Regions from separate parts of the Homo sapiens genome. Here region 1 is linked to region 2. Evidence: read pairs that join two places in POLR2A ChIA-PET (ENCODE). Cell type or tissue: A673. All regions are shown on one strand. Links, peaks and the distances in the headings refer to the core of each region. The heading gives the core; the rest is flanking DNA. Region 1 overlaps BTG2-DT (BTG2 divergent transcript). Region 2 holds the start of PRELP (proline and arginine rich end leucine rich repeat protein).

Region 1 (12,246 bases), core at 1,401-9,400, 180 kb before region 2:
AGACAGCCCACAACCTTGGCTGGCTGCGCTCAGTCCTTGGCTCCAGCTGCCTGGGCAGGGGTTAACGAGGCAGGCGCGGCCACTCCCTCCCGCCACCTGCCACCCACCGCCTCCCTCCCGCGCCGCGTCACTTGTTTTTCTGCTGGGCTTTCCCGCCTCCCGCCGGCCGCTGACGTGGACTGGGGGCGTCACAGCCTCTACCTCAGCTGCCGGGAAGTGCTTCCCTTATATGGGCACAGACTCCGGAGGGGCCGGCAGGGCAGGGGCGCTCTTGGGGAGGGCAACAGCTGCCAGCCATCAAGGGCCAGGCTCTCCTCTCCCAAACAATGCCCAGGCCGGGGCAAAGGTGACCCGCATTTGGAAAAGGGAGGCCAGCCTCCCTGTCTCCTCTCAAGAGCCAGAGCCCAGGCGGGCAGCCTTCCCAGACGCTGTCGCTCTGCATCCTCCCTCTTTGGGTTTCTCATGAAATGTGCAGAGCTAGATTGAAATGCAGATGACCAGGTGGCCTTTCACTGATGCACTCTGATAGTCCCTGAATGCTCTGCATCCCAAAGTCTACGGCCGGAAGGCTGTGATGCTAGGCCACTGTTGGGTGGTAGAAAGGACATCCTTGCCTCTGCCTTGGGGCCTTAAATTTGTCTCATAATTCTTCAGGCCCCAGCTTCCTTCTCCATAAAATATGGAGGATACTGCCCTCGAGCCTTGTAAGGACTAGATGAGTGTTCTGCTTGGTGTAAAACAGCTTTGCAAGCTGTAAAGTGCTATTCAGACTTACAGGTGGTCACTTGGTGCCAGGGAGGAGGAACCTGTTCAGGAGCCCCCTCCAGAACCTGCCTTTCCCGGGCCACACCCATGTGCTGTGAGAATGCCCTTTGACCCTGTTGAAAAGCTTAAGCTGTGTAAATAAAGTCATCTGGAGTTTGCCTCTTGTGTGTACTGTGGCGAGCTGTTTGTCTGGGGCCTCTGTTAGTAAGCAAGTGGTGAGCATGCTGGAGATGATCCTTCCAGCAGGGAGGGGAACCGCGGGTGAGCGGTCATCGTGCAAACGCCTCGCACAGTACTGGACACTGTGCAGCACATGACTGTCTTCTGTTGCTGCTAGTAAGAACTCTTTCCTTCCAAATCCAGCTCAGCTCAAAACTCCCAGGCCCAACAAGCTATTTCCTGCTGACACCTTCACTCCAACTCCTTGGTTAATTGTGAATCGTGTTTGTGCAGTGTGGCTCTGCCCATATTTGCCTGTCTCCTGGCAGCTTTGCGTCTGTGTCCTCGATGTGGATGCTTCTCCCTCCTTGGGAACTTGCAGCGTCCTGTGGGCAGGAACCGTTTCTCCCCAGTCAGAATGAAGAACCCACACTCTCTACCTCTGAGGGTGGGGACTAAATCTCCTTCCTCTTATCACTCTAGGACAAAGACGACAAAAGGTATCCAGATCACGAGGTCAAGTGATTGATTTGTGACCCATGTGACCCATACATAAATGGCAGTGAGCCATAGGGCCAGCCAGACATGGTAAATTTCTGCAGCATTTCTCCTCCCCACTCATTGGCTTCAACGAGCCCCCACGGAACCCTCTCTCAGGGAGGACTGTGCTAGGTAGCCAAGAAGTAGACTGCACAGTGGGCAGGCAGGTATCCTCCCTTTGGAGATGGTTGTCCTCATTAAACATCAGGTATTTGAAGGTGACACCTAATTCCATGCTCCCAGTGGGTAAACTGTTCGTCAGCTGTGCCCAACTGCTCTTTAGGTGCTGGGCAAGATTGGTTCAATGTTTTATTCGAAGATCGATGAGTGATCCAATAGTTTTCCTCAAAATATTCCAGATTCCCCTGGAAGTGGGGATGGAGGGTGGAGAAGACATTCCTTCTCATCAGTGCCTCTGGCTTTGGGATCTCAAGTCAGTTCCTTTTGGGAATCATCCTGCTGACCCTGAGCGCTCTCACTGTTGTGAGCCGTGTCAGGCCTGTCTCTTGTTTCTTCATATGAATTCCTTACAAGGTCTGTATATACATCATGGGCTTTAGTGAAGGTTGGGGTCTCCTGAGGGGGTTAATTTTGCAAAAATGTAAAGAGCTTAAAAAGGGAGTGTTGGGCATTTCTGTTCTTAAACTTCCCTCGGCTTCCTCTCTCACATTGGCTCTAGGCCCTCCCAACACCATTTTAAGGTTACTCAAGCCCCCTTTTTTTGCTGCTCTCTCTCAGGAACAAAAATATAGATTCCTCTTGTTTTCTTCTGTGGAGTAATTCAGCTCTAACCTCCAGCCACACCTCTGAACCTGTCTAAGAATTCAACGAGATAGGTCCAAAGCTTCTGAGTGTGTAAGTTCGTAGGCAAAGAGCCACTTTTTTTTTCTTTTTTTTTTTGAGACGGAGTTTCGCTCTTGTTGCCCAGGCTGGAATGCAATGGCACAATCTCGGCTCACTGGAATCTCTGCCTCCCAGGTTCAAGCGATTCTTCTGCCTCAGCCTCCCGAGTAGCTAGGATTACAGGCAAGCGCCACTACGCCCTGCTAATTTTGTATTTTTAGTAGAGACAGGGTTTCTCCATGTTGGTCAGGCTGGTCTTGAACTCCCGACCTCAGGTGATCTGCCCGCCTCAGCCTCCCAAAGTGCTGGGATTACAGGTGTGAGCCACTGCGCCTGGCCGAGCCGCTTTTTTTAAGCCTGGCAGGTCAGGCTGGAAGATCGTGGTGGTGGTCTTCCTGGACTTATGCAATGTTTTTACATAAGGATATTGACTTACAATAGATTCTGCTGAATTCAAAAAATAGGGGACACAGAGTTGTTCTCTTTCTAGGAGCTTACCCATTCCCACTAAGATAATCATTCTGTTACATGTTTGGGAGCTCAATCGTCTCAAAGCCCTCTTAGACATACCTCATAACCTTCCTGTCTCCATTCACCTCATGAGTTTTTGCCATGGGTTCCACCTTGCTTCTACACAACTCTAATGCTTCAGGGAGGCAGCTGAAACCACCTGGGGCCACCTGACTATTTGACCGAGCGAGGCTCAACCCCTGACCTCAGAGAGTTCCTGAGCCAAGAGGGAAGGAAGGAAACCCTGAAATAAGGATAGAAAGAAATGTAGAGATGATATTGATTGTTACTATCCCAGCCATTATCCTGATTACTTCTGTTGTCGTTATGGGCTCTTATGAAAGGTAAACCCAATTGAGGAAGATACTAAATGCCAACTGAGAACAACTTCAGACTCTTTGGCTCCAGTATTCCAACATAGGGATTCATATCATAAATTTCTTCTTGAGGAATGTGTGGATGTAGCGGGCTGGTGGGGGTGGGTTTTAACAGGCTAACTTGAATGCTTTTTTATATTTCACAATGAAAACTATATAATGCAGGTATTTCCCTTTTTACCTTGGCTTCCTGGAAGTTCAAAGATAAATTTAGGTGTCAAAGAAGTATCTGATTCAAACAAGTTTGTAAATATCTATCTTTCTCTTTCTTCCTCCTACTACCAATTCGTTTCTGATCTTTAATATAATATAAACACACACATAAAATCATCCTCTATGTGGTTTAATATTTTAAGCTGTCTCAAATTCTTCTTGGAAGTAAGCAAAGTATAAATTATAAGTAATAATAGTTAACATGTACTGACCACTATTATGTGCCAGACACTATTCTAAGTATTGTAAACTCATTTGATTCTCCCAACAACTCTAAGAGGTAAGAATTACTATTAATCTCATTTTATAGATAAAGAAATTAAGGCACAGAAAGCTTCAATAACTTGCCTAAGGTAGCACAGCTAGGATTTGAACCTAAGCAGTGTGGCTTTAAGGGATGTGCTCTGCCCATCGCACTAGAACAAATCCGTCAGTTCAAAAACTTAATTAGCCCATCCAGGGACACCAATGTAAAAAAGCATAATTATATGCCATCGGAGCCAGTCATCATCAAAACAAGACTGATATAAGGCCAGGTGCCTATAATCCCAACACTTTGGGACGCCGAGGTGGGCAGATCCCTTGAGGTCAGGAGTTTGAGACGAGCCTGGCCAACATGGAGAAACCCCGTCTCTACTAAAAATAACAAAAATTAGCCAGGTGTGGTGGCGCACAGCTGTAATCCCAGCTACCCAGGAAGCTGAGGCAGGAGAATAGCTTGAACACGGGAGATGGAGGTTGCTGTGAGCCGAGACCATGCCACTATACTCCAGCCTAAGCAACAGAGTGAGATCCTGTCTCAAAAAAAAAGACTAATATATCATAACAAGCAGCTCAGGCCACCCATTCTTAATCTAAATAAAGATTCCTTTCCACTCCTCCCCAACCTTATTCTTAGTGGAAGGGATGGAGGAAGTAGGATTTAGAATCCTTTCCCACCCTTCCCTAGCCCACTCTCACCCCACTACCCCAGCCCCCTTTTTAGAGACTTTCCTGACATGTCCATTGCCCTATATGTTCCTTACTTTTTTCTTCAATAATGTGGGAAAAATAATGTTTTCACTCCTTCTGTATCACTTGCACGGAGATAATTAGTCAGCTTTTTGATGGACAAAGAGCTGAACAGAGAGAATTTCAGGCAGAGCAAATAATATGAGTAAAGGTACAATAAGCTGGGCACTCAGCTACTCAGGAGGCTGAGGGAGGATGATCACTCGAGGTGAGGAGTTTGATGCTGTAGGGAGCTATGTTCATGCCTGTGAGTAAGCACAGCACTCCAGAGCCTGGGCAACATGGCAAGACCTCACTGTTGAAACTACAAAGGCACAATGGTATGAAAGTGCAAAGTATGTATTTGAGAAACACTGAGAATGGGTTAATTGAGCTTTGAGGTTGGGCCAGATTGTAAAGGCCTTGAAGGCCAAACCAAGAATTAAACTTTCAACTGTAGGGAGCCTTCAGAGCTTTTAAACATGAAAGAGACAAGACAGACCTGTAGTTTAGGAGCTCTGACAGCAGAGTATGGACTGAGGAAAGGGCAGGAAGGGAAGCACTTCAGGCAAAGAGACCACTTAGGGAACTGTTGAAACTATCCAAGAACGATCTAACAGTTGGTGGCTTCAGTGATGCTGAGTAGAAGGTATTTCAAGAGGATAACTGACAGGACTGGGCCAGTAATTGGATATGGGATCCGCTCAGGAAGTAGGGCTCCAGGATATCTTGTCACCTCATCAGGAAAATCCTCTCTTGCTGGCAGGTGATCACGTATTCCACTAGGACCCAAGGAGTCATCAATGTGAACCATAGATGACAGATTAAGAGGCAGGGTGGGTCTCCTAGCCCAATACTCTTTTGTTACATATAAGCAAACTAAGGCTCAGGGAACTCCAACCATCTCTCCCTTTCTCCTAGCTCCTTCCTCCAAACCACACGGATCCCTGGACCTGAACCCATGGTGCAGTAGAGAAGTACCTCAGGCCCAGAGCCAGGAGGCCACAGGTGAGAAGCTGCAGTACCTCTTCTTTAGACTTTTTCTTGTGTCCTCCTTTCTGAATCTGTCTTCCTCTTCCCTTCAGCCCCCATCCCCCAGGTGGTCTCTGGCTGTCACAGCTGTGATGCCAGCTTCCTGCTTGCCCCAGACACTCAGCCCCAGGAGGCCCAGCCCCATTACGGCTCTGCCAAAACAACATCTGGGGAAGCTCCAATAGGTTCAGGGCCTCTTCTCTTGTTTTTTGTCTGGAGATAAAGGGGGTTTATCCTGGGCCCCTGGGAGTGAGGATGAGGAGGGTTTACAACATGTCTGTCTTCTAAATTTGGGAAAGAGGCAATAAATTCAGCTTCAGATCTGCTTCTGTCCCAAGTCCATGTGTTCCCCTGTGAGTTTCTGGCACTTTCAGTCACACCTTCTCGTACCATAGGAGAAGGCCTAGAGGGAGAAGGTGTGGGAGGTCACATTCTTGGGGGGCCTCCAGGATAACAGACTTTTAGCAGATCGTTCCCATCCTTTTGCTCCTGATACACCGAGGGAGTCGCAGAAACAAAAACACATCACTAGGGACCTTTCCAGCCATATTGGTCTGGCCATCTGTCCACGTCTCTTCCCCTTCCCCAGCTCCCACCTCATCCCGTCTTCACTGTCTCTCCTGTACCCTCCGCCATCCTTCTTGCCTTCACCCTTCCCTGACCACACAGCCAGGGTGGCAAAGGAGGGTGAGAAGCCCAGATCATTCATCTTCCCACAGACACTACTGGGTTAGTAGAGCACAGCAGCTGAGAAGCAACCCTCAGGGGAATACATGCCTTTGGGGGGAGCAGATTCCTTCCCCAGATGGGGCCTGGCATAGAGTCAGCTTTAGTTACAAGCTTGATGAATTCCTAACACTTTCCAGCCCCTCCCTCCCAGCAGCAGGAGAGTGGGCCTGTGTGGGCCAACGCGATGCAGAGTAACATGGAGAGGATGAAGAGGTGAGTTAGGGGAGCACACAGCCTGCATCCAGGACCCTGGAGGCCCTGTCCCTCCGAGACACGAAGACCACTCTGCAGTCGTCAAGGCAGTGGCTGGCCCCTGACAGCAGAAATGGAAGTTCCCTGGAGGTTGTCTTTCTCTGCCCTGTGCAGCACTCTGGGTCTCATGTCTCAGTTGCCAGGCCTCTCTCCTAGAACCCTGTGTTTGGTTGCCACCTCCAAGGCCCAGACAAGACTAAAATCCTCACTCCCTCTATGGATGCTGGTCACTGTCCGAAGGACACATGTTCTCATCCCCATTCCACTGTGGGTGTGCTCTGTGGTAGTCTAACTCTCACCACCCTCCTTTCCAAACCCTTTCATTGAGCCCCCTTTGGGCCCAGAAAAGTCCCCTATATCCTCACCCCTCCAAGCATTTTCTCCATCTCCTGGCATTCCCTCAAACAGGCTGTGTCAAGAGAAGCCTGTTTTTCTGCCTCACCCAACACTCCTCAGAATGAGGCAGTGGGGACCAATGTGTCTTGCTCTATGTTAGCCTTTCCCTGCCATCATTCCTCATGCCTTTCTCCGAAGTTCATTTATCCCACTGTCTCATCAACATGGGCCCTCCCGGCCGCTCTTTCTCATTGACTAAAGATCTTGCCCTGCGAGGGTTAGGGCCTTTCTCTGTACTCTAAATTCCTGCTACCACCTGATGAAACATCAACTTCTATGTGAGTAGCTGAACTCATTCTGCTCCTGGGCTCCTCTGTGTCTCCAAGTGGCCATCTCACGCACTCAGCCTCCAGCCCTCACCCCCAGATAGACACTTGGAATGCTGATACCAACTCCCAAACCCACCATGGTCCACCGCTGGCTCCCAGGGGAACCCAATACATATTCCTTGAGTAAGTGAATACATGAATAAAGCCAGGGTCACATGATGGGAATCTGGCCTAATGGAAAGGGCCCTAGGCTGGGTGGGAGATCTAGGTTCTAGTCCTAGCCCTGCCACTAAGTAGCTGTGTAACTTTGGACATCTTTTTTTCATCTCATGGCTTTCTTTTCTCCATCTGAAGAATTAAAATTTTTGTGTAGATTATTTCTGAAAACCCTGCTTCTGACAGTTGGCAATTATGAGATATGGTTTGCTGAGCATCTATAATACTTAGGTAGTATGCTAGGTGCTTCCTATAAATTACCTCTCATATACCTAATAACTAAAGGCCAGGTGAGGTGGCTCACGCTTGTAATCTCAGCACTTTGGGAGGCTGAGGCAGGCAGATCACGAGGTCAGGAGTTCAAGACCAGCCTGGCCAAGATGGTGAAACCCCGTCTCTACTTAAAATACAAAAATTAGCCAGGCGTGGTGGCAGGCACCTGTAATCCCAGTTACTCAGGAGCCTGAGGCAGGAGAATCACTTGAACTCGGTGGGGGGCAGAGGCTGCAGTGAGCCGAGATCTCGCCATTGCACTCCAGCCTGGGTGACAGAGTGAGACTTCATCTAAAAAAAAATATATATATATATATACACACACACACACACACACATATATATATATGATATGTATGTATATACTTAATAACTGATTCAGTAGTTTGAGGTGGGTGGGTCCAGAATCTCAGGGAGAGGCTGTGTGATCTGAATTTTTATCAAACTTCCTGGGTGATTTGAATGGGTATCCTAAGGTCCCTTGGTATGCAGCCATTTGAATGTCAGATGAGAGATTTTTAATTAGTACTACAGGCAATGGGAAGCTATTGAAGGTTTTTAAAGCAGAAAAAGAAGGGTAATACTAAGGAGAGAGAGAAAGAACTAAGAAACAAGGAAGATGGGAGAGAAGTATCTTTGATCTGTTACATGTTGAGACTGAAACACCAGAAAAATGCTCCAAAGATGTCCAGCTCTCAGTTGGAAAAAAATGAATTGGAAGCTCTGTAATAAAGGTGAAGTTAGAGATGACAATTTTGAGATTTATTCTTTATCAGGAGATGCAAACTCAAATACCTCCAGAATGAAGGCAGGTAATGCAAATGAGGATTAAGTATAATTAAAAAAAACAGCATTCATCCTTAATAAATGGCATGTACCACTTTGTCTCAGCAGGGATGCAGTAGGTAAAGGTGGAGACTGTGGTGAGCTAGAGGACATACCCCCTGTCTTAGGGGCCAGTCATTGCCAAATAGAAGTGTGGGATCAGTGTTAACAGATCTTCTGGTTTTTAGAGAGAAACTATAGATATTTTCATTTTGACACTTTCTAATTATTAAATGTTCACAATGAATTTTTTAAGTGCTTAAACACTATACAGACAAAACCATTTGTATCTATGGTCAGCTTTGCCTTGGGGGGTTCTAATTTGTGACTTCTAAGCTGCACAGATGGGATTCAAGAGAGAGAGTTGAGTAAATTGAGAAGAAATCCAGGGGCTGCACTGTGAAGAACGACGGCCCTCCCAAGCACCCAAGCTTGCCTGGCGGTGAGCCCAGGGCTTAGAGAGACCCTGGTTCTTTTGGCCACTGGGTGTTTGGTGAGCTCCCATGTTGGTGGCAGCAAGTGAAGCCTGCACCTGCCACAGCTATTTCTGCTCATCAGCTGGAAATCATGTGGGTAGCCTCTGAGGTCCTGATACCTCCGGGGTTAGATGCCACCTTGGGGAGGGGCCTGCAGCCTTCACTCCACCACTCTGTATAGTCACTTTTATCCCAAACTGTGAAGATGCTCTCCATCCAGGAGTGTCTGAGTCCTGGCTGGAGCAGGCATCTTGTTTAACACATCTTAGACACCCACTTTGTATCAGGAAATTCTTCTGTTGTCTAATTTAAGTGCTTTTTGTACAATTTAATCTTTTTTTGCTTCTTCTATCTTCAGAGCAGGTGGTGGAATGGGTTACTCTTTAGCTTCCAGATTCTTCCTCAGCCTTCAATAGGGTCTCAAAAAGCCCCAGGCTGGGCCCGGTGGCTCACGCCTATAATCCCAGCACTTTGGGAGGCTGAGGAGGGCAGATCACGAGGTCAGGAGTTTCAGACCAGCCTGACCAACATGATGAAACCCCATCTCTACTAAAAATACACACACACACACACACACACACACACACACAAAAATAGCTGGACATGGTGGCATGCACCTGTAATCCCAGCTATTCAGGAGGCTGAGGCAGGAGAATCGTTTGATCCTGGGAGGTGAAGGTTGCAGTGAGCCGAGACCATGCCACTGCACTCCAGCCTGGGAGACAGAGCGAGACTCTGTCTCAAAAAAACAAAAAACAACAAACAAACAAACAAACAAAGTCCTATCTCAAAAAGTGTCCTCAGGGATGTAAAACTTGTTACCTGCAGATTAGAAAGCTGTTTGCTTACTGATATGTTAGCAAGCCTTCCTTCGGTCTAGATGGGTAGTTTTCTGCTTACCCTCAACCCTAACCGTCTTTGCATTATCTATTTCTGTACCTACTCTCAGTTCATTCTGGGGTGGAGGAAGGGGTTCAAACCAGAAATATTAAAAGTAGCTAGCATCCCCACCTTCCTGTAGTTCTCATTAGCAGGTTTTAGAGACAATCTTATCTTCTCCTCTTCTTAAATTCTCTTCTGATTCTAAAGAATGACTCCCAGACTGGCTGGCCTAGAACTGACCTTGAAAGGCTCAACTTTGTGAGAAAATGATAGGGAACCCACAAAGATGTCCCGATCATTACCCAACGATGCTTGCAAAGAGTTGTGATATATTTAGCAGTATTTCCACCCTGATTAGGAAGCAAGGAAGAGGCAGCTGGTCTTCCCCGGGTGATGTTTCTTATCAGCTCTGGGCAGCACAGTCAAGTTGTCACCAATGAGGTCTGTAAAGAGGAAAGATCAAATTAGTATTTGCACCAGCTACACTCAGACATACTCCACCAAAATGTACACTCTACCATAACACCCACATTTCACAAGACGACTTTCTTCAACAGATACCATTATATGTGCTTACTAACATAGTGAACACATATCCATATCCCCTGCTACCCACAAACATCAGAGCCCACATGCAATCTAAGTATGTATGCTCACTCAAATATACATACTAATACCTCCCTAACCACACCGACACACAGACCAACAAAAACTACACTCTGCATGGTGGAGAAATGACCTGATATTACCCTCCTACAATATCTCAGCCCAGCCACTGCCTGCCTCACTCAACCTCAGGTTTCTACTTGTACTCAGAAAATTGAGCCAACCAAGCCAAGTCCCCACAGGCCCAACAGGGCGCTGGGAAAGATAGAAATCACTTACAACGATCCAGTTGCTTCTGAGCTGGAAATGGAGAGCAGGGCTGCTTGCTAACCCCACAGACGGGGCCAGCACAGAGGCCTGAGGAGTGGGACCCACTTCTGCGTGGGAATATGGCCTGAAGAGAGCAGGTGGGTCAATCCTGAGTCGGCCACACAGGTGGGCTGTGCAAGTGGGCGAGATGAGCAACCAGGACTAGAGGAACCAATAGGTCTGAGGTCACATGGGACAGAAATTCTGGTCCAGATGAGGCATAAATGAAGTCCACCCTCACTTCCATCACCCCATTCCCCCTCTTCAGTGGGTGAAGTCACTGGTCAGCACAAGTCAACATTTAAAGTTCAAAATTCAACCCAAGACCCTTGGGTGGGAGTGGAGGGAGGTAGAGAAGAATGAGGAGGAAGAGGAGGAGGAAGGGCAGGAAGGGAGAAGGAGAAGCAGGAAGGACAGGTGGGGAGGGAGAGGAAACCCACTCTCCTTATCTTGCTGCTCAAACAGCACCTTGATTATACCAAGGAATGGGAAGCAACAGGCAACATGCAAAGAGAAAAAGCAGGGGTGATATCTTGACTTTTAGAGTTTCTAAGGATTCTGGTCCTAGCAATATAAGAGTAGTTTCAGGAAATTTCAAAAACAATTGGGACTGCTATAATGTATTCAGAAATTGATTGAGAACCTAAATCCAGAGTTGAGTACAATTACACTGTGTGTATATATATATTTTTTTTAAATTATTTTTTATTTTTTACTTTTTGAGATGGAGTCTCACTCTGTTGCCCAGGATGGAGTGCAATGTCGTGATCTCGGCTCACTGCAATCTCTGCCTCCCAGGTTCAAGCGATTCTCTTGCCTGAGCCTCTGGAGTAGCTGGGATTACGGGCATCCGCCACCACACCCAGCTAATTTTTTTTTTTTTTTTTTTTTTTTTTGTATTTTTAGTAGAGACTGGGTTTTGCCGTGTTGGCCAGGCTGGTCTCAAACTCCTGTCCTCAAGTGATCAGTCTGCCTGAGCCTCTGAAAGTCCTGGGATTACAGGTGTGAGCCACCACACCCGGCTACACTGTATATTGACTTGGGAACTTTGAATGTGAGATACATTAAGTTTCCTCTCCCTAGGCTTGTGTATAGAAAGAAAAGAGGAGAGGCTGGGCACAATGGCTCATGCCTGTAATCCCAGCACTTTGGGAAGCCAAGGTGGGTGGATCACGAGGTCAAGAGATCAAGACCATCCTGACCAACGTGATGAAACCCCACCTCTACTAAAAATACAAAAATAGCTGGGCATGGTGGTGCATGCCTGCAGTCCCAGCTACTCGGGAGGCTGAGGCAGGAGAATCGCTTGAGCCCGGGAGGCAGAGGTTGCAGTGAGCCAAGATCGCGCCACTGCACTCCAGCCTGATGACAGAGTGAGACCCTGTCTCAAAAAAAAAAAAAAAAAAAAAAAGAGAGAGCAGTGGGACTGCCTTCTGGTATTTATGGATCATCTCTGCCCTACACAAAGTTCACAAACTAATCACCAATGACGAGGCCAAGGCACACCCTGGGTAATGGTGGAGACGAGGGGTTCCAGCCTCCTGGCTCCTGTCCCATTCACTGCATCATCGCCTGCAATGACAG
Region 2 (12,246 bases), core at 2,899-10,898:
GTTTGGTGGCGGGCACCTGTAATCCCAGCTACTCGGGAGGCTGAGACAGGAGAATCACTTGAACCCTGGAGACAGAGATTGCAGTGAGCCGAGATTGCACCATTGCACACCAGCCTGGCGACAAGAGGGAGACTCTGTCACAAAAAAAAAAAAAAAAAAAAAAAAGAGGAGCCCAAATGTTCACCAAGAGAGACTGTCAACTAAATAAATATTGGGGGGTGGGGGCAGAGAAAGAATCACCAAAAGGACCAATATGATCATCTTCAAAAGATACCTGTACCACTAAGTGAAAATAAAAGTGCATAGCTGCTTATTTGTTACTAGTGTGTACCTTAAATAAATCTGTGAGGACACAAGAAACTGGCGCACGGTCCTCTGGGGGAAAGTGAGTGATGAGGGGATAGGCAAGGGAAAAGACTTTTTCCCTATGCAAGCTCTTATACCTCTTAGATTTTCAATCAAGAGAATGTATTACCTATTCAAAAAATAATAACCTTTTTTTAAAAAAAGAGGGTGACAGAGAATCTCCTTGTTCAACCCTCTTAAATTCAATGAAACAGACCCCTACTGAGCACCCAGGGTGTGCCAAGCCGTTGGTGGGTGCTGTGGGTTATACCATGATGAACAGGATGCTGTCTCTGCCCAGCAGGGGCCCACTCACCCCAGGCAACCCAGGCCCCCCAGGCTGGAGGGTGGGACAGGCTGCCACAGGACTCACACAGCTTCTCCCCCGTTATGCATTTGCCCAGACCCCACCCACCCTGGACTGGGAGCCTCAACTAGTACAGGGTGAGGGTCCGTCCAGGGCCAGCCTCTGTGGGTCCTGATGACCACTGAGCAGTTTGAGCCAAACTCTTCGGGCCCACACTGCTCCTTCCCGGCAAAGTCTCAGGACCACCACGGGGGAGGTGGGAAGCTTGAGTACCTCCCTCCTGTACTTCTATGGAAAGAGTATTACACAATTGTGTCCTTTCTTCTCTTGCTTTAAGCACTCACTGCTTGTAACCAAGGCAGCAATTACTGTGAGGGTCAAAGAAATGGTAAGCCCCCCAGATGGATTTCGGTCTGGATGGGAAGTGTGGGCAGGTCCCAACTCTGCAAATGCAGCTGAAACCCACCAACTTGGAGAGCCCCCTCCCTCTGCTGCCTGGCCCTCCCTGCATTCTGTCTCCTAACCATGCTGCCCCTAGCCCTCTCCTAGGACCAGGCAGCAGTAGCAGCAACAATGTGCATATCTGGACTTCTCACCATATGCCCCAGCATTCACATCATGTGCCTGTGACTGTTCTCTGGCTACACCAGCAAGAGATAAATACCTCCCCTGGGTTGAAGACACACCACTGGTGTCCCTGAGACTCTAGGAGAGTAGAGGAGGCTCTTCCTGGAGGATCCACATAGTCCCAGGGTGCATGAAGCCAGTGAATCACAAAATACTCCCCTGCCATTGCTGCCAATGATCCTTGTGTTATCTTGGGTATACCCTGGGAGGGAGATGGGGCAGATGAGAAAACCAAGGCTCGTGTGCTGAGACCTACTCACCAGGTAGCTAGAGAACAGCAGAGTTGACATCTTAATCCAGGTTTCCTAACCCCAAACCTTATACTCTCTCTTCACAGTATTGTTGGAAGAGCACTGAGAGGTCATTTGGTACAACCTCGTGTTTTATAAATGGCAAACTGAGGTCAGAGAGGGAGAGAGACATCTTCAAGGTCACACAGCATGCAATGGGGCAAAGCCAGGTCCCAAGAACCTGGACCCCTGTCTACCAGGATGGCGACTGTGTTGAACTGGGAAGTGCTTGTCCTGACTAAAGGTGTTCAAATCCTTTTTTTTTTTTTTAACCAATGCTTCAAAATATACCAGTAGGGTTTGTGGGAGTGGGGAACACAGAAGAAACAAGATTGGCCATGAGTCGGTAATTGTTGAAGCTAGGTATTAGATAATGGGGATATTAATACTATACTGTGTAAATATGTATACGTTTTAAAATTTCCACAAAACTTTTAAAAAATTAACGTGCTGTCAAAAAAAATTAGGTACTCAAGCCATATTAGGTCCACAAGCCACTGATTAGCAAACTCTATTCTGGACACTCCTGAATATCCTGCTGGCCATGTCTATACTTCTTTCCAATTCTCTCTGCATAGCGTGGGATGCGGGAGATAGGAGAGGGAGGAAGGGAGATAACTGGCTTAGGCAGGGCTTGGAAGTTGGCCATCCATTCCCGAGAGCATAGACTCTTGGGATTTGGATGGCTGTCATACAAATGGATACAGGTGACACCCCTGCCCCTGCCCATACTCCACACTCCTTCCAGTCTGTCTATCCCCACAGACACTCTACCCATCATCCCTGTACCTCACTGTACTTTGCTCACCTTATTATTTTTTGAGACAGGGTCTTGCTCTGTGACCCAGGCTGGAGGGCACTGGCGTAATCATAGCTCATTACAGCCTTGGTCTCCTGGCCTCAAATAATCCTCTCACCTCAGTCTCCTAAGTAGCTGGGACTTCAGGTACACACCACCACACCCAGCTAATTTTTAAATTATTTGTACAAACAGGGTCCCCCCATATGGCCCAGGCTGGTCTCGAACTCCTGGGCTCCATTAATCTTCTGCCTTCGTCTCCCATAGTGCTGGGATTACAGACATGAGTCTCCGTGCCCAGCCAGTCTTTTTTGCCCTCTATCATCTACCACCCACCATACCAAGGGAAACAAGCAAATCTGGCGTCTGATGTTCCCGGCCTGCAGAAGACGCCATATCCCATCTGGATGAGAAATGAAGCACATGAGCAGCCTGGCAGAGCCACAGTTAATGTGAACCTGGAGAGGAACCGTGCTGTCTTCCAGCAAGACCTCACCAGCAGGGCGTGAAGCCATGAGATCTGGGGTGGAAGGGGGTTGGAGAAAGGTCTGGGTTTTATTTTTCCTTCTCCTTTTCTTAGGCTAATTACCATTCATCGCAATCCCTTTCCTAAACCCTAATATCTTCCCAGTTTATAAAGTGCTCTCACATTTACAATATTTAATCTTCCCAACCCTGTGAGGTCAATATTATCCATATTTTGTAAATGAGGAAACTGAAGGTCCTCATGATCAAGTGATTCACCTAAGACCATAGCTTGTGGGTGGCTGAGCCCAGGGCTGCAGACCCTAATTTTAATGTTCTCTCCTCTACCCCATATTGCGGAGGGCAGGCAGGCAGTCCCCTGTCATGGGGCTCTGCAGCTCTCCATGGAACCAATAATGGAGAAGAAAATTGCGTTGCATTTTCTAAGTAGTCAGCTGGGATGGCAGGAATTTATTTATTTTATTTACTTATTTATTTTTTGAGACAGAGTCACGCTCTTGTTGCCCAGGCTGGAGTGCAGTGGCACGATCTTGGCTCACTGCAAGCTTTGCCTCCCAGGTTCAAGCAATTCTCCTGCCTCAGCCTCCCTAGTAGCTGGGACTACAGATGCCCGCCACCACACCCAGCTAATTTTTTTGTATTTTTAGTACAGACAGGGTTTCACCATGTTGGCCAGGTTGGCCTCAAACTCCTGACCTCAGGTGATCCGCCTGCCTCTGCCTCCCACAGTACTGGGATTACAGGCGTGAGCCACTGTGCCTGGCCATGGCAGGAAATTTTGATGGGCATCTACTTACCTGCAAGTGTGTTGTGCTTTCTTAATTGAGGGGCATTGTTAGAGGATTGTTAGAGGTAGTGGTGTTACTTGACTGGGTCTTCTGGGGTGTTGATGTGCACAGGGGAAATTTGGATTTCCCATCACTTTGTGTGATGACCACACAGCCCCTAAATCTCACCTAAGTGTGATATGGAGAAGCTGAAAGAAGCCACTACATTGTCCACATGAGCTAGGAACAGTGACTTTAGGTCTTACATTAAATCTTAATTCTGCCTTAACTTTGCTGTGCAACTCAGGCCAGACTTCTCCCTCTCTGGTTCTCAGAACAGCCCTGGCAGCCAAACCGAAGTTATCTCCTATGCCAGCCTGAGACTCCACTCCCTTTGCAACCTCCTGGAGAAGATAACTTAGGGAAAGACTGTCACTGCTCAGAGGAAGCATCCCAAACCCCTCACTGGTTTAGGAATTTAACACTACCGAGCAACGGCCCCAGAAGGCAAGGCGATTGTTAGGAGGAATTAAACAGGCTAGTGCTGGACCCAGCCATCCAGTCCTGGCTTACACAGAGGTTGCTTTTCATGCCTTTTCACTCTGTTAATTTGGCTTGTTTTCCAAACATGGGTCAAACAACCCCTCTCCAGAAGCGGCAGCAGCAGAAGGAAATGTTATTAAAAATGAGTCTGTTAGTGGGAATGGTGTGTGGATGAAGTCTTTGGGAGTTTTGGCTGCCAAATAAAGACTTTATTGTCATTCCTCCTTTCCCAAGCTCCCTCCCTCTCTCCTCCCCTCCCCTCCCTCCCTCCTCCCTCCTCTCCTCCCCTCCCTCCCTATGATCTGCCCCTCCCTCCCCCCAAGCTAACCTCCCCACCCCAATAGGATCTGGTGGAAGAAAAGTCAGGCAAACACAAGCACGCACACACCACTGGGAGATCAGATCTTCTAGCTGGCTCTCTGCTGCCACAGCTCCGCCGAAGGGAGGGGGTGGAAGAGGAGGACTAAACTCAGAGCTGAGAGGAGAGGCAGGTGTGTGCAGGTAAGCCCAGTTGGGAGATGGGCAGGAGACTGGGAAGAATCTTTCATCCAGTAAGTTTCCTCCAGCTCTGTCCATTTATTGATCTAGTCTCTATCCTCTCACTCCTTCCTTCCTCCCACCTCTTTCTCCTCTCAAATGAGTTCAAATTTAGTCTTCCTAACTTCTTTCCTATAGCCTCTTCCTTTTCTTTTCATCACTCTGTACCCCTATATTTGCTTACTGCAAAAGTTAAGCTTTCCTGCTGCAGATGTTTGTTGTAGCACAGAGAGCCACGCTGCACAAAGTGTTTCTACAGATCAGGTGTTTCCATAGAAACTGGACTCCAGAACCCATTTCTTTGCACCTTTTGTGTATTGTCACACATTGTGGAAGTCACACACATCACACGGAGGCTGCACGTTCACTACCATCACCCCACACGACCATACAAAATGAAGACATCCTGTCCATTCACCTCTGCCCTCTGCATCTGACATGCAGAGCTAGACCACATCATCACCAGACACCAGCAGACACACACACACATGCATGCACACATGTTCCCTGCATCTTGTCTCTCGCCCTCTCACACACACCTCCCTAGCTGTAAGAGCAAAGATAAAGTACGTTTTCCCACTGAGATGGCAGAGCCAGAAGAAAATCTTGCATCCCAAGTCCAGGCCGAATAGGGAGGAGATAAGCAAGAGCGGGAGCTGGAAGGGTTTCTTCATTATTTAGGGCTTCACTGGGTAGGAGGGAGAGAAAAACGGCTTTTTCCAACCTGCACAGTGTCTTCTCAGCAGCTTTCAATTTCTGTCTCACTGGTCCAAACCACTTGGCTTTTGGAAAGAAAGAAGAAAGCGACCCAGTTCCCAATCCTTGAAGGTCCTAATTCCCAGCTCTGGGGACAGTTCATTTTTTTATTTTTTTTTCCTGCAGGCAGCCAGAAAAATATTTTTCTTTAAAGCCGTTCTGAAATTATTCCAACCATTTAGGTTGGCAAAAGGTCCTGTGGCAGAGGAGAAAAAAAAAAAAAGGCAGCAGTTCCTTAAGCAGTTGGGGAGGGGAAAACTGAAGGGCGGCCCCTCTCCTGCTCCCCTGCTCATTCCTCTCTATTAATAGAGAGGGTCTGTCCCAAGGCAGGCGGGGTGTAGGGAGATCAGGGGTCCCACACACAGCTGATCTTCACAGTCACCTAAGGGCTGGAGAGGGAGGAGTGTGGAGGGCTTACTAAAAATACAGATGTCGGCTCTCACTGCAGATCTACTGAATCGAGACCCAGGAATCTTGTTTTAATACTTCAGGAGATTCTGATGGTCCACCAGGGCTCGAGAATCAGGGGCCTGAGAGAGAGCTTTGCTGTAATTTTTAAGCCCAAGACTCCGGCAGTGTTAGCTGGGCAGAAGGACTGTGTCCTGGAAAAGGAGCACCAGAGTGTCCCAAATAGGCCACCTCTTTTTTGGGGAGTGGGAGTAAACAGGGAAGAGCTGTCTCCCTCTCTCCTCCTTGCAAGCACAAGCAGCCATATATACCACAGAGGAACATTCCAGTAAGAAAGTTCCCCCAAGATGGCTCCACAGAGCTTCTGTTTCCCCTCACCTGTTAATCTGCCTGCCCCAGGACCCCAGGAGCATGTGCTGGGCCCTTCCCCTGACCCTTATAGGTCCCTGCTCCTCCTTCCCAGCAGCCACCTGTCTGGGCTCTCACAGAGGGTGAGCTGAACACTTTCTTCATGCCCCCTCCACCTCCCTAGTGGGCAATCCCATTTATTGGGCATGTGAGTGAAGCATTTCAAGGCTGGAAGGGGCAAAAAGCTGGGAGAAGTCAAGAATCGCAGTGGAACTCCATGGCCCACTGAGGAAGGCAGACTTGCACCTTCTGTGGCCAGTGTCCCCTCACCTGTTGCAGAAAGCATCGGTGAGAAGTTGGTGAATTAGAAAGACAGAACAAGCTTTCCCTAGGTGGCTGGGGACTTCCAGAGTCTCCTCAGTTAGTTGTTTCTGAGACCCAAGTGTGATCTCACAAGCCACAAAGGGGAGGAAGTTGCTCTGTGTGGAAGAGCTGGTACCCCACTCACAAGGATCCCTGCCTTCGAGCAGTGCATGGGGGCTGCCCTCTAGCCAGGCTGGAGGGAAGGAGACCCCATTACTTTGAAATAATATCAACAAGACCTTAACATTCAGAAAACACTCACTTTGCATGTATTAACTCATTTAACCCTCAAAACAGAAAAGAAGGTGTTAGTATCCCCATTTTATAGAGCAGAAAAGCAATTGCTTTGCCTAAGCCTACCTAGCTAAGCATCTGAATGAAGAACTGCAGGATTGGGTCTCAGATCTATAATCACTCAAGGCATCAGACACACTCTTCTAGGCTTTCTTCAAGGCTTGGAGATGCTGGGGGAATGGGGCAGAGGATATGGTAGGTGGCGGGCTGTCAGAGAAGAGTCGTCTCACCCTGGTTTCTTCCCCACCGCTCAGAATGGAAAACTTTCTCTTCTAAACTAGTGGCCTGAGGCCAGAAAATCTTCATTCTGTTTACACTTTGCCTTGTGGTAGACACTGGGGAGACAGATGGTCTCTCCATAATAGTGTTATTTTTATTTTTAGCACTTTTTGATCTGTAGTGCATTTTAAAGCTGCTAACTGCACTTGCTTCTGACAATTGGGTAAGGAATATAGGTATAGGGAAGATTTTTTTATTCCCATTTTACAGATAAGAAAACTGAGGCCCAGAACAGGGTTCGCATCACTAGGTAGTGGTGGAGGGGTGAGAATCTTCTCTCCTAACTAGTATGCACCACAGGCTCTCCTCCCACTGCCCCAGGCAAGCTCATCCTTGTATCGTTTCACCTTCCTAGAAAGGGGCATCTTGAAGTCATCATGCCCCCATAAGGCTCCTTTGTTATCTCAGGACCACATCAGCCCTAATGGGGGCCTTGAAAGGGCCTCAGGCTCACTCCTCTACTAACTCTGCTCATAAATTGGCAAAGACTGCTTGATTCTCCCTGCTTCCAACACCCTTCTGGACTACAGGAAGAGATACAGAGAGCAGGATGGCTTTCAGACACCTAGGTTGAGAACAGAAAGAAGGGAAAAAAGAGAGAGGGGTGTTCCGACATTCACCGGCACAGCGCTAGGTCAGAAGCAGCCCCATTCTCCACTGCAGGGTAGCTCTGGGTCAAGGCATGGAGGCTTAGGGGTGACCAATTAGACAGGAGATCTGACAAGTAAGAAGAATGCCAGTTCAGAGTGCGGCGTAACCCTGCTGCTAGCCCTGCCTAGCCCTGGGAGACAAACCCAACCTCATTCCCAGCCCAACCTCAACCTCTCCATACAAAGCCAATTAGCCTTAAATAGCTGCTCCTAATGACTTGACCAACCCATCAGGACTTCCACCCAACCCTGCCCTGAGCAGAAACATTCCACCACTCCTGGGTTTTAACATTAAATTAATGAGAGAGATAGGGAAGGGGGCTATCTCACTTTAAAAATCAAGGAGTCCTTGGGGCGCTGTGGCTCATGCCTGTAATCCCAGCACTTTGGGAGACTGAGGAGGACAGATCACTTGAGCTCAGGGGTTGGAGACCAGCCTGGGCAACATGGTAAAACCCCATCTCTACAAAAAAGACAAAAATTAGCCAGCTGTGGTAGCACATGCCTATAGTACTAGCTGCTCAGGACGCTGAGATGGAAGGATCACCTGAGCCCAGGGAGGTTAAGGCTGCAGTGAGCTGTGATTGCACTACTGCACTCTAGCCTGGTCAACAAAGGGAGACCCTGTATCACCAAAAAAAAAAAAAAAAAAAAAAAAAAAAAATCAAGGAGTCTCTCTAGAGAATCTGCTGTTTATAAACAAATAAATGAGTAAGTAAGCCTCTGCCACTTGCAGAGATTTTGCACTTTATAACATGCCTTCAAATGCATGATCTCATTTGATCCTCACACAGATGAGGAGCCCGGGTTGGAGAGTCAGAGCCAGGAGTCAAGCCCAGATCCACAATAGTTGGAATTGAAATTAGAATTTAAAACTCTCTTAGAGGCTGGGTGCAGTGGCTCACACCTGTAATCTCAGCAATTTGAAAGGCCGAGGTGGGAGGATTGCTTGAGCTTAGGAGTTCAAGACCAGCCTGAGCAATACAGTGAGACCCCCATCTCATTTTTGTTTAAAGTGAAAAAAGAAAAAAAAATTAAGATTCTCTTAGGAAACGTTCTTTAATGTGGAGAGTGAATGTTGGGTTGGGCAAAGCAATTGCCTTTCTCTTCCGTGAAGCAGCAGCTTTTCCAGAACTGATGGTGGAGAGCAGAACTGCATGCAGTTGGCTGTTGTAGGTGGTCAACAAACCTTCACTGATTGAGCAATGAGCAGAGCCCAGTAGAAAGCTGTGGGTGGAGAAGTGCACTTGTGAAAGCATAAGAAAAATTTAAAAACACACACATGGACCCATCCTAAGGAATCTTATGATTGGACAGAAGTTTCTAGAAGGCAGGAGCATAGAGTGTGGGTCTGAGGCTTTGTAGGAGGGACTATGACTACCCATGGAGTCCAGGTACCCTCAGTCTGTCACACAGATTCTGGTTTCAGAGACCTAGGACATCACGGAGCACTGCCAGAGAGAATGGCTGTGCTGTCAGCTGTCAGAACTTTTCATCCTGCCTCATGGCAAAGCTCCGGCAGGAAGGGGCATCACCCCATGAGAAAAGCCTTAGAAATGAATGCTATTTCCTTAAGAGAGAAGCATCCCTGCACTTGGAATGGTTCTGATTCAGCCCTGGGGCTGAGGGAAGGGGAGGAGAGCAGGCTCAGCTTCCCCACATAACTTGCTCCTGGGAGCATTTCCTGGGGAACCTCCTGTTGGCTCTGGGAGCAGCTTGGCTAGGCCCAGAGGTTTGGAATGTAAACGGGTCAGAGGACTAGTGAAAAGATAAGTTCCCAAAGGGTCTGGTGCTGCACATGGGGATGAGGAAGGCCTGTGTTTACTGTGGATGAGAAGGCGCGCACAGCCAGCCTGCTGGGTGGAGCTGTGAGTAACCTGCCTGTTCCTCTCACCCCTGACAATGAAGACCAGGGCTGCCCTGGCACTGAGCCAAGGAAACCCCGCCCCGCCCAGCACAGGTCACAGCCACAGTGCCTCACTGCTTTTGCTGGAAGCCCTGGGCAAATTGGTGCCCAGTCCCTGGCATATGCTTTCGGTGACAAAGGCAATGAAGGGATATAGAAAAACTCCCGCCAGTGCTGGGAGCCTCCTTGGGACAGGGCTTCTCACAGTATGAAAGATTTCTAGATCATTTCTAGGCTTCTGGGTGATTAGAAAATAAATTTTTTTTTTTAAATCAGGGTCACAAAAATTGAGGCTTTTAGAAATGTTTGTTTTAGAATACCAATGCTTTAACTACCCCCTTAATTTATATGCAAGATGACTGTTCTGTTTTCCAGAAAATTACAGAACTTACACAATGTTAATTCATAGTTCACCAATTACAAGTGAAGTGGGGTTCAGCCAACAAGACTCAAGCTTAAAGTTTTGCAATTAATGCCTTCTCTTTTTAACCCTTGCAATGTATCTCTGACAATGTTATATCCTTAACGGGAGATCAAGCCAAAAACCTAACTGCAAGGTCCTTTGTGATAGGAGGCCAGGGAAAATGGCCTTCCAGACCTCCTTGGAGAGGCCTGCCTTGGAAGAGACCACCTTAGAGGGAGGTGGAGAAAGACAGTCTCTGCCTTCCTTCCCTTCCGCCTTCCTTCTTTCCTTCCAATACTCAGTGTACTGCGTATGGGCTCATATACGCACACAGAGGATAAGTGAGTGAGTTTGCTTATGTGCATGGGACCTGAAGAGGTGTGTGTGTGAGTGTGCAGACTGGATCTGCTGTTAAACAGCATCTTGGCCTTGGCGAGCCACTTCTTCCTTCCAGTCCTCAGTTTTTGCAAATGGTGGGGTCTGGAGTTGATTGGTGGATTTCAAGCCATTTTTAGCAAAGAAACGTGTCCCCTGCCCCTCAACAAATGAATGCTTCGGCTAAACCTCAATATATATAATAGGTTTTTTTAAAGAGAGCTGCTGAGGTTGGCACAGGGATGGGTTGAGGGTACCCCAGGGCCATCTCCTCAGTCTCCTCCCCACAGGGGTATGTCACAGAAATGAAAGCAGAGTTGGAAAACCACTAGGTTATAGGATCTTTAAGGACCTTTCTGGATTTAACCAGGACGCTAAGGTTCATACATCCTAACATCCCTCTCATGAAGACACTGATGATTTTCTCATGCTGTGAATGGGAGGACTGAGGGCCAGAGTGGTTAAGGGTCTTCTCTGACAAGCCCCAGGACTCCTGACTCGGAGTCCAGTGTGCTTTCTTTCTTTCTTTTTTTTTTTTTGAGAAAGAGTTTTGCTCTTGTTGCCCAGGCTGGAGTGCATTGGTGCAATCTCGGCTCACTGCAACCTCCTCCTCCTGGGTTCAAGCGATTCTCCTGCCTCAGCCTCCCAAGTAGCTGAGATTACAGGTGTCCAACACCACACCCTGCTAATTTTTTGTATTTAGTAGAGATGGGGTTTCTCCATGTTGGTCAGGCTGATCTCGAACTCCTGACCTGAAGTGATCCACCCGCCTTGGCCTCCCAAAGTGCTGGGATTACAGGCTTGTATGCCACTGTCCCACCAGCCCCAATGTGCCTTTTTTTTTTTTTTTTTTTTTTTTGAGATGGAGTCTCACTCTGTCACCCAGGCTGGAGTGCAGTGGTGCAATCTCGGCTCACTGCAAACTCCGCCTCCCGGGTTCACGCCATTCTCCTGCCTCAGCCTCCCAAGTAGCTGGGATTACAGGCACCCGCCACCACGCCTGGCTAATTTTTTGTATTTTTAGTAGAGACAGGGTTTCACCGTGTTAGCCAGGATGGTCTCGATCTCCTGACCTCATGATCTGCCCACCTTGGCCTCCCAAAGTGCTGGATTACAGGTGTGAGCCACCGCACCTGGCCACCAATGTGCTTTCTACCAGCATGTCCCCCGCCCTCTTCAGAGCAGGCTCAACACATCGAGTGGCTAAGCCAATGGCCAGGGAATCCAGAGCCTCAAGCCCTTGTTATTCCCTTACCTGCTGGGTACAGGCAAACAAGGAGATGCTTCCACAGCTCCCTGAGCTCTGCCCATCTTCCCTAGAGCTCTAGTTCTGCCCAACTCTGGCTTCAAAAACATGACAACTAGTTACTGAGGGCCCAAGGATAATGACCTTATGTGTCTTCTCCCTGCAGGTGCATCACCTGGATCATGAGGTCACCCCTCTGCTGGCTCCTCCCACTTCTCATCTTGGCCTCAGTGGCCCAAGGCCAGCCAACAAGACGACCAAGACCCGGGACTGGGCCCGGGCGCAGACCCAGGCCCAGGCCCAGGCCCACACCCAGCTTTCCTCAGCCTGATGAACCAGCAGAGCCAACAGACCTGCCTCCTCCCCTCCCTCCAGGCCCTCCATCTATCTTCCCTGACTGTCCCCGCGAATGCTACTGCCCCCCTGATTTCCCATCTGCCCTCTACTGTGATAGCCGCAACCTGCGAAAGGTCCCTGTCATCCCGCCCCGCATCCATTACCTCTATCTCCAGAACAA

What was found. ChIA-PET counts read pairs that join two places held together with the same protein. Peaks named below come from ENCODE experiments on the same cell type or tissue, not always from the same donor. Only the 100,000 strongest peaks of a DNase experiment are listed, where the experiment ranks them.
Region 1: POLR2A ChIA-PET joins it to region 2 with 10 read pairs; 9 of 35 experiments call an interaction of 5 or more read pairs at or near these places.

The regions. Positions count from the first base shown.
Region 1 is chr1:203,290,458-203,302,703 of GRCh38, forward strand. BTG2-DT (BTG2 divergent transcript) reads right to left here. Exons shown (of 4, transcript NR_034151.1): 3 at 10,633-10,824; 4 at 8,301-10,190. Among named protein-coding and RNA genes, the nearest start is that of BTG2-DT, 8.7 kb to the right of the region's middle. RefSeq lists silencers at 1-257, 8,728-8,932 and an enhancer at 5,902-6,403. In A673, for the core only: no CTCF peak of the experiment used is centred there; DNase peaks (open chromatin) are centred at 5,554 and 6,234; H3K27ac peaks cover 1,134 bases.
Region 2 is chr1:203,471,274-203,483,519 of GRCh38, forward strand. It overlaps PRELP (proline and arginine rich end leucine rich repeat protein), which reads left to right and starts at 4,533. Exons shown (of 3, transcript NM_002725.4): 1 at 4,533-4,665; 2 at 11,896-12,246. The coding sequence starts at 11,912. In A673, for the core only: no CTCF peak of the experiment used is centred there; no DNase peak of the experiment used is centred there.